2 separate regions of the Homo sapiens genome follow, and region 1 is linked to region 2. Evidence: chromatin contacts called from ENCODE Hi-C data. All regions are on one chromosome and are shown on one strand. Each heading gives the region's core, a stretch centred on a gene start or an enhancer-like site at or near the end of the contact. The rest is flanking DNA. Distances are from core to core; before and after follow the strand shown. Region 1 has its middle 72 kb from the start of EPAS1. Region 2 overlaps PRKCE (protein kinase C epsilon).

The links. Hi-C counts contacts between places; a loop is a spot of excess contacts on that map. Pooled maps may share reads with other maps.
Region 1: a loop to region 2 is called in a map with no recorded cell type, with 4 times the contacts of the local background. The contact joins two enhancer-like sites. A Hi-C loop is called at or near these places in 2 of 37 single-sample maps with no recorded cell type and 4 of 50 pooled maps.

What each region holds. Positions count from the first base shown.
Region 1 is chr2:46,222,588-46,227,310 of GRCh38, forward strand. No RefSeq gene overlaps it. Among named protein-coding and RNA genes, the nearest start is that of EPAS1, 72 kb to the right of the region's middle. Within about 2 kb of position 2,309, at least 16 of the 41 ENCODE cell types and tissues checked have a DNase peak (open chromatin) inside an H3K27ac peak, as active enhancers do.
Region 2 is chr2:45,727,121-45,731,868 of GRCh38, forward strand. All of the region lies in intron 1 of PRKCE (protein kinase C epsilon), which reads left to right. Among named protein-coding and RNA genes, the nearest start is that of PRKCE-AS1, 54 kb to the left of the region's middle. RefSeq lists enhancers at 2,617-2,696, 3,077-3,216. Within about 2 kb of position 2,136, at least 5 of the 41 ENCODE cell types and tissues checked have a DNase peak (open chromatin) inside an H3K27ac peak, as active enhancers do.

The sequences.
Region 1 (4,723 bases), core at 1,059-3,558, 500 kb after region 2:
TCCTTACACCTTATACAAAAATTAATTCAAGATGGATTAAAGACTTACATGTTAGACCTAAAACCATAAAAACCCTAGAAGAAAACCTAGGCAATACCATTCAGGACATAGGCATGGGCAAGGACTTCATGACTAAAACACAAAAAGCAATGGCAACAAAAGCCAAAATTGACAAATGGATCTGATTAATCTAAAGAGCTTCTGCACAGCAAAAGAAACTACTATCAGAGTGAACAGGCAACATACAAAATGGGAGAAAATTTTTACAATCTACCCATCTGACAAAGGGCTAATATCCAGAATCCACAAAGAACTTAAACAAATTTACAAGAAAAAATCAAACAACTCCACGAAAAAGTAGTGAAGGATATGAACAGACACTTCTCAAAAGAAGACATTTATGCAGCCAATAGGCACATGAAAAAATGCTCATCATCAATGGCCATCAGGGAAATGAAAATCAAAACCACAATGAGATACCATCTCACACCAGTTAGAATGGCGATCATTAAAAAGTCAGGAAACAACAGGTGCTGGAGAGGATGTGGAGAAATAGGAACACTTTTACACTGTCGGAGGGACTGTAAACTAGTTCAACCCTTGTGGAAGACAGTGTGGCGATTCCTCAAGGATCTAGAACTAGAAAATACCATTTGACCCAGCCATCCCATTACTGGGTATATACCCAAAGGATTATAAATCACGTTGCTATAAAGACCATAAAAGTTATGCAATTGTGGTCTCTTTCTCTCTCAAAATGCATAAAGTTTTCAGACTGTGGTTGACCATGGATAAGTTAAACTGCAGAAAGTGAAGGTGTGGATAGGGTTGGGGGAATACTGTGCAAAAAAGGCAACAGGAGGGATCGTTGTGGCGATGGAAGTGTTCTGTATCTTGACCGTATGAATGTCAATATTCTGGTTGTGATATTGTACTATATGTTTGTAAAATGTTACCACTGGGGAAACTATGCAAACGGTATATGGAATCTCTCTGTATTACTTCTTGCAATGCATGTGATTCTACAATTATCTTAAAACAAAATGTTTAATTAAAAAAAAACCCACAAAACTTGACTGTTCCTCAAAACCTTCACTGAGTTAACCACTTCCTCTTTGAAACCACCTTATACCCTATACAACACTGATAATATAGTATTATTGCCCTTCCATGTTCTACTGTAATTAGTCTATCTCCCTTACCAAACTGTGAGCTCCAAGAGGAGGTTTTAAAGGCAAGATATGTTTTGTTCATCTATGTATGCCTAGCATCTAGTAGTGCCTGATACATTGAAGATGTTTTGTAAATGCTTGTTGAATAAAACTGGATGTGACAGACATAAAAAAAAAAGACACATGCACACGTTTATTGCGGCACTATTCACAATAGCAAAGACTTGGAACCAACCCAAATGTCCATCAGTGATAGACTGGATTAAGAAAATGTGGCACATATACACCATGGAATACTATGCAGCCATAAAAAAGGATGAGTTAATGTCCTTTGTAGGGACATGGATGAAGCTGGAAACCATCATTCTCAGCAAACTATCGCAAGGACAGAAAACCAAACACCGCATGTTCTCACTCATAGGTGGGAATTGAACAATGACAACACTTGGACACAGGATGGGGAACATCTCACACCAGGGCCTGTCGTGGGGTGGGGGGAGGGGGGAGGGATAGGAGATATACCTAATGTAAATGGTGAGTTAATGGGTGCAGCACACCAACATGGCACATGTATACATATGTAACAAACCTGCACGTTGTGCACATGTACCCTAGAACTTAAAGTCTAATTTAAAAAAAAGAACAGTGCTTTTCAGAAGAAAGTGATATTCCTCTGCTTTAATTAAAGACATGCATGTTTTCAGTAAAAAAAAAAAAATTGGTTGTTACCTTTTCTTAATATTTTAGTGTTTTTTCTGTGTGTGTGTGTGTGTGTGTGTGTGTGTGTGTGTGTGTGTAGCAAGCAGGTTATTCTGATGCTGACTACTTCATCATGATCTTAAATAGAAGGATTTAAAGATAAAGATGAGGAAACCTCCAGAAAAATTGAATGAAGAGACATTGAGATAATAAATAGGAGTAAAACAATTAGAAAATCAGAGATCTAGTTCAGGAGATCTAACACCCAATAATTAGAGGTTACAGAAAAAGAGTATATATTAATGATCTATTTGGGGTGACAAATTACCTCAAAACTTAGTGGCTTAAAAAATTGTAAACATTTATATCTCTTTCAGTTCCTGTGGCCACGAGTTCAAGAGTGACTCAGCTGAATGGTCTGCCTCAAGGTTTCTCATGAGGTTCAGCTGGATGTTGGCCAGGGCTGCAGTCTTCTTAAGACTGGCTGTAGCTGGAGAATTTGCTCCAAGGCAGCACACTCATGTGACTAGCAGGTTTATGTTCTTTCTCAATTTCTCACTATGTGAATCTCTCCACAGGGTCACTTGAGTATCTTCATGACATGACAGCTAGCTTTTCCCAGAGAGAGTAATCCAAGAGACCAAGAAAAAAGGTGAAAGGTCTTTTATGACTACCCATTGATGTCATCCATTGTCACTTTCACAATATCCTACTGGTCACACAGGTCCTCCCTTTTAATGTTGAAAGGGAGTACACAACAGCATGCATAGCAGGAGGCCAGGATCATTGTAAAGGGGCAAAAATAATCAAAGAAATAATAGAAGAAAATTTCCTATATGAGAAGAGCATGAAGTTTCTACTGCGGTGGATTAAAATAGACTCTACTCCAACGAACAACAGCATGAAATTTCAGAACACTGAAAGTCAAGAGAAAATTTCACAAGATTCTAGGAAGGAAAAAAAGGATGTCACATACCAAATGTTTAGAATCAAAATGGCTTCATAGGAGTGGATGCAGTGGTGTGCCCATGTAGTCCCAACTATTTGGGAGGTTGAAGCAGAGGATCACTTGAGGCTAAGAGTTTGAGGCCAGCCTGGGCAACACAGAAAGAACCCATGTCTAAAAAGAAATAAAGAAAAAAATAGCTACATACTCCTCAAAGGCAACATTGTAAGACATAATATATAATGTCAAATAGAATAAATGAAGACATATCCTAAAGCAATATATTTAAAATTCTGGGAAAAATTACTTTAAACCTATAATTTAATACCCAAGTCAAACTATCAATTAAGTTTTAGTGTAGAATAAAGACACTTTAAGATATGCAAGTTAAAAAAATTATCTCCCACACACCCTTTCTCAGAAACCTTGGGAAAACAGAGGATTCAGGAAACAAGGGATTCAATACAAGGAAGAGGAGAAGGAAATCCCCAGAATGATGAAGAAAGGATTTCCCAAGACAACAGCTATGTGCCAAGTGCAGAGGGCAAACAGAACGGACTTTAAAAGGGCAGAAGATTCAGGAGATTGTTTCAAGGTTAAATTGATAGAACACCTAATGTGTTTAAACACACTGAGAGATTTACACAAGTGGGGAAGAGTTTAAAGTTGAACTACTTCAGATAGTGAACTTAGTGATAAATTCTTCAAAAAGGAAGGCAATGGAAAAATAAGCATTAATTCCAGACAAAACAATAAACTGTGCAGGAAAGGTAACACAACCAAAGTTTACTATATATCTCTGCTGCAACTGGCATTTACAAAGTCATAAAAATGTGAACACAGAATACTGATCTAGTGAAAAATCATAATATAATTATACTGAGAGGGCAGAGGAATGAAAAGTATGCATGTATGTGGTGGTGCAGACCAGGGATTAAAAGACAGCTAAATCTTCATTTTCCATAGTGGGAAATCAATAGGTACTATCTTGAACTGAAAAATCAATAAATAGCAATATAAGCATGTTATTTAGAGATGTGGAATTAAATACCAAATGAATCAACTATAGTTGCTGAAATTGGTTGCCTCTGGGGAGCAGGAATTAATGAAGGGTATGGCAAAATTTGTGCTAATTTTCTTAATAAACCTCATAAAACTGGCCTATTCTTTCAACTATGTTTGTATAAATTTTCATCAAAATAAACCAAAAACAATTAAACTTGAGAAAAATAACGGAAAAGCAGGGAGTAGTCAGTTGTTTTGAACACTGATGAATAATCAAGAAGATAAGAACAGAGAATGGTTCATTAAAGGTGACAAGATGTAGATCATTGGTAACCAGAGGAGTAGTCAGTGTGGAACCCATTGGTAACCGGAGGAGTAGTCGGTGTGGAAACCCCCTTAATATTCAAAGAGAAAAATACGCAAGGGATATAAATAGACATCACAGAAAATAGGTATATAATCATCCGTAGTCACATGAAAAAATACTCCATCTCATTCATAATAAAAGAAATGCCAATTAAAGTGATATGATATTTTGTAACATATTGGCATCAAATAAAAAAATAATGTACTCGTCATTGGTAATGGTGAGGACAGAATGGCAGCCTCATACACAGTATATGAGAGTGTGAATTGGGAAAGACTTCACTGAAGGCTAATTTGGAATATCTATGAAAATGTATAATTCACCTGCTCTTTGAGTAACCCCTCTTCTGGGGTTTTATACTACAGATAAACTCATGGAAGTATGCAGTATGTTTGAAGATACTCAGTGGAAAATAATACAAACGTCTCTCAGTACAGAACTTGCTAAACAAATGATACGTTCTTCCCACAGATTACTAGGTGCATCATTAAGAGTGGCTGTTCTGCACGTGCTCATGTTGAAAAGGGGACAAGA
Region 2 (4,748 bases), core at 886-3,385:
TGAAGTTAATTTTATGTGATGGGGCAGAGTTAATCCTTGTTAGGCAAATGATGCAGTCTTCTCCGGAGTAGAAAACTGTGTAGACAAGAACAGCTTACCTACCTCTTAAGGCCATAGTTATTTATTTAGCATAAACCAAATACATGGTGATAAGGGAGATACAGTAAGATCTTTTGGAAGTCTTTTTATGGAAACTGATGTGTATTGAAGGTAGAAGACAAGCAATGGCGGAATGTTGTGTATGTCCAACCAGTGCACAAAAGTGGGAGTGGGTACCTCTAATGGGAGAGATCACTGGGGGCTTCCCGGAGGACGGGGTTCAAACTCTGCCTAAAGGATAAGGATAAGAGGATTTGGACTAGGAGGGAGGGCATTCCAGGTAGCTTAGAGGATTTGACCAAGCTTTTGTACAACATCTGTCATTCCACCCAGATGTTCTGCTGGCCATCATTTGCTCCCTGATGCCTTTAGTTTCTTGCCATTGCATTGGTTGGACTCTGCTTCTTGACTTCACATTGGGGCATGTGTTTTATTTTATTTTATTTTATTTTTAAGACGGAGTCTCGCTCTGTCACCCAGGCTAGAGTGCAGTGGTGCGATCTCGGCTCACTGTAACCGCTGGCTCCTGGGTTCAAGCGATTCTCCCGCTTCAGCCTCCTGAGTAGCTGGGATTACAGGTGCCCGCCACCACACCCAGCTAATTTTTGTATTTTTAGTAGAGACGGGGTTTCACCATGTTGGTCAGGCTGGTCTCAAACTCCTGACCTCGTGATCTGCCTGCCTCGGCCTCCCAAAGTGCTGAGATTACAGACGTGAGCCACCGGGCCCAGCCAGGGCATGTATTTTTACAGTAAACTCTGGGAAGCCAAGATGGAAAATAAAGCCCTTACTGGCTTAAACCAGGCTGAGGGAGATGGTCTCTTGAGTAAACACCATGCCTCGCTTTCTGTTTAAGCGTATCTTTTCTTTTCAAGCCTGCTCCTTCTGTGTAAGTGTATTTTTCAAAGTGTGACTCCACATCCTTTCAGAAAGTCCTTCGTATCCCATCAAGGGAGTAAGGTGATGGGTGAGAAGCTACTCTAAATAAATTAAGGGTAGTATCTGTTTTGGCTTCAAAGGGCAAAGGATCAAGGTTAGGGCAAGTAGAAATTTCTCCCTCTTGATTTTAAGTGAAATTTTTTATTTTTATTTTTATAAGACCCTAATTGCCTGCTTCATACCTAGAAGGCCAGAAACATTCCTGGATGTTGGACTAGCAAGCCAGAGAACAATCTAAGCAATGCCATTTCACTGGCCCCTTCTTCACCAGAACCCTTCCCCCAATAGTCCCATGCCCAAACACACGCACTCTTCACAGTATCCTCTTGTGCATGCTGCTTGCTTTGAGGGTGGTGCAAGTGCTATTGGGTGTCATTTTATATTACAGTTGTAATGCCCACGTGCCGCTGGAATCTTTGTATCTTAGTCACAGACTTCTAGAGTGTCTGAGCTGGAAGGAACCTTCATTCTCAGCCCCTTGTTTTACAGATGGGGAACTGAAAGCCCCCAGGTTGCCTGACTGTAAGTTGAGGTCTGTCTTCACCAGTTCATGGTTTGTTTTCAGTATCTGAGCAATAACAGCTGCTAATTATTGAGGCCCTGTGCTGAGTGCTTTTCATGCATCATGTCACTTATTTTTCATAACAACTGTATGAGGAAGGTATGACCATCATCTCTCCTTTAAGGTTAGAGAGGTTGAGTAATGTGTTTAGAGTTGGGTGTTGGAGCTGGGTGTTAGCAAAGATTTGAACTCAGTATACGGTGGCACTGGGGCACTGGCTCCTAACTGGTAGGCTGTGCTGCACTGTGTTTGCCAAGTGAGGCTGCCTCTATTCCCACTTCTTCCCTCACTTCCCATCGTCTTTCTTTTTCACTGCCCCACCAGGGATCTTGCTCTCAACTTGCCAAGGTAGGATTCCGACCATGGCTACCATGATGACTTGGAAGCCTGGACTCCAAAGGAAGGAGTTCCAAAGCCTTGATCAATGGAACAGAGGCATTGTCCTTGGGACCCGAAGGAGCTGATACCACGTCACTTATACCAGGATCCTTGCTGGTTAATTCACATAGGGCGGTGGAGGACACAGTGCAGTCTCTGTTTGCACTGGCTTATGGGAGACTGAGCAAGATAGAGTAGAGAGAAAGTAGATGAAAGGTGCCATGAAAGCCATCCTCAGCTCAAGCCTGTGTCTTCTTAGCAGGGGTCATTGCATCCTCTTTATTATCAAAGGGTGTGATCCTAATACGCTTATGAGACAGCCAGTGTAGATGTGATATCAAGCCAGCTCGGCCCTCCCTGGAGCCTCCATCATATGCATCTATGTGTCCCCCTTCATTACTTTCCGATTCCTTTTCCCCCTCCTACAGCAATAGCCTGAAGGATATTTTTAGGCCCCAGTGAGGCTGTGATCACTGACCCTTGGCTTCTGAAAATTTTTACACCGTTTTGAAGGGATGTGCATACTCAGGAATACAGCTATTTTTGAATCTGTACTAGAGATTCTAGGCTGTATCCTCCATGGGGGCTTATTTTTTAAGTTTGAGCAGAAAATATTCCAAGGGACATTGGTAGTGTAATGGATGATGAGCCTGTATGCTGATGCTGATTAGGCCAGAGTGGGTCCAGACTGCTCTGGCCATCCTTGACCGGAGGAAGAACTAGTACGTCCACCTTGCCTCAAGGGGAGCAGATCTGTCAATGGCTCAAAGCCTGGAGTGCAGTTCCTACTAGCTCCACCTGGAGTCTTAAAAGAGGAACAGATCAGCATGGAGGAGATCTTTGGGTCCTGGGCATTTTGCATTTTTTAAGGGTATAGAGTCATACTTTTATAGTTCAACAACATTGACAAGAATGGATGTTTTGAGTCCGTTGGTTAACCTTGGATTTGAAAAGAGGAAGAAAAACAGAAACCACACATTAGCAGGGCAGCACTGAGGTTACAGTCATGTTACCATAGACGCCAGGCTTGAAGAGCCGTTTGGGGACAACAGAGCACAACACTGGAAAAATAAATTTTTTAGAGACAGGGTTCCGCTCTGTCACCCAGACTTGAGTGCAGTGGTGCTCACTGTAACCTCAAGTTTTTGGGCTCAAACAACCCTCCCATCTCAGCCTCCTGGGTAGCTAGGATTACAGGTGTGGGCCACCATACCCAGCTAATTTTTTATTTTTTATTTTTGTAGAGATGGAGTCTTGCTGTGTTGCCCAGGCTGGTCTCAAACTCCTGGCCTCAAGTGATCCTCCTACCTTGGCCTCCCAAAGCTCTGGGATTACAACTGTGAGCCACCAGTTGTAATTTTTTTTTTTTTTTTTTTCCCGAGACAGAGTCTCACCCTGTTGCCCAGGCTCGAGTACAGTGGCACAATCTCGGCTCACTGCGACTTCTGCCTCCTGGGTTCAGGCAATTCTTGTGCCTCAGCCACCTTAGTAGGTGGGATTACAGGTGTGCACCACCACACCTGGCTAATTTTTGTATTTTTAGTACAGACAGGGTTTCACCCCATTGGCCAGGCTGGTCTCAAACTCCTGGCCTTAAGCTATCTACCCGCCTCAGCCTCCCAAAGTGCTAGGATTACAGGTGTGAGCTACCATGCCTGGCAAGCACAACATTTTTAATTTTCAAGAGCTACCAGTTTCTTTTCTGTCTCTGAAGAGACACTTCTCCCAAGGAAATTTCCATTAAAAAATTAATTTTGTGTGTCTGCCCGACAGATCATGGGAGACAGAGTGCTGTTATTTGTAAAACATTTTTAAAAATACATTTTTACCTTTATGGAGCAATGATATTCCTGGATTTATCTAAAAGGAAAATCTGACTGGTGTGGAAGAACAAGTGGAAGCTGTTAATGAAAATTTTGAAGTGAAGGAAATAGGAATGTGGGAATAGTGGGAGCCTGGGTGTTCTCTAACCAGGGAGAACTCTCAGGCAGAAAGTGGCTACTGTGGACAGTTTAGAGACTGGTGAGTTTAGGGCCTGTTGATTTCTGTTATTAGTTAGCATTGGCCTTTGTGTTTAGAGAGGAAGATGGTTATTACAGCTAGTGTCAGGAGAGCAAGGGGTGTCTTAATGGAGTTATGCACAGTTTTTGCCTATGACAACTCAGCCTCTTGGGCTCAGAGCATTCACTTAGACAGAGCAGCTCCATTCCTTGTGGTTTTCTGGTCAGTATTTTAGGACCATCAGTTCTGTGGCTCATGCAGGTGTGATGTATAAATGTCTGGCCTGGGAGAGATGCCAAAAAAGAAGTGGGGAGATGGAGTAAAAATCATTTGTCTGGAGGTTTTTCATTTACTGAGTCTCTTCAGGAAACTGGGAGAAGTTGAGTTTCCTTCCTTAATTCTCAAGTTCATTTTAGACATGAGAGAAAGAGACTCAGAGACATTAAGTGTCTTGGATTTTGTAGTTACTAATGGGGAAACCTAAGCCTGAAAACCAAGAATTTTCTGAATTCCTGGAATTTTTTTTTTTTTTTTTTTTTTTTGAGGCAGGGTCTCACTCTGTTGCCCAGGAAGAAGTGCAGTGGTGCAAACATTGCTCCCTGCAGACTTGACCTCCTAGGCTCAAGTGATGCTCCTACCTCAGCCTCCCAAGTAGCTGGGACCATGGGTGTGTGCCACCACACCTGGCTAGAATTTTTTGTAGAGACAAGGTCTCACCGTGTTACCCAGGCTGGTCTTGAACTCCTGGGCTCAAGGTATCCTCCCAAAG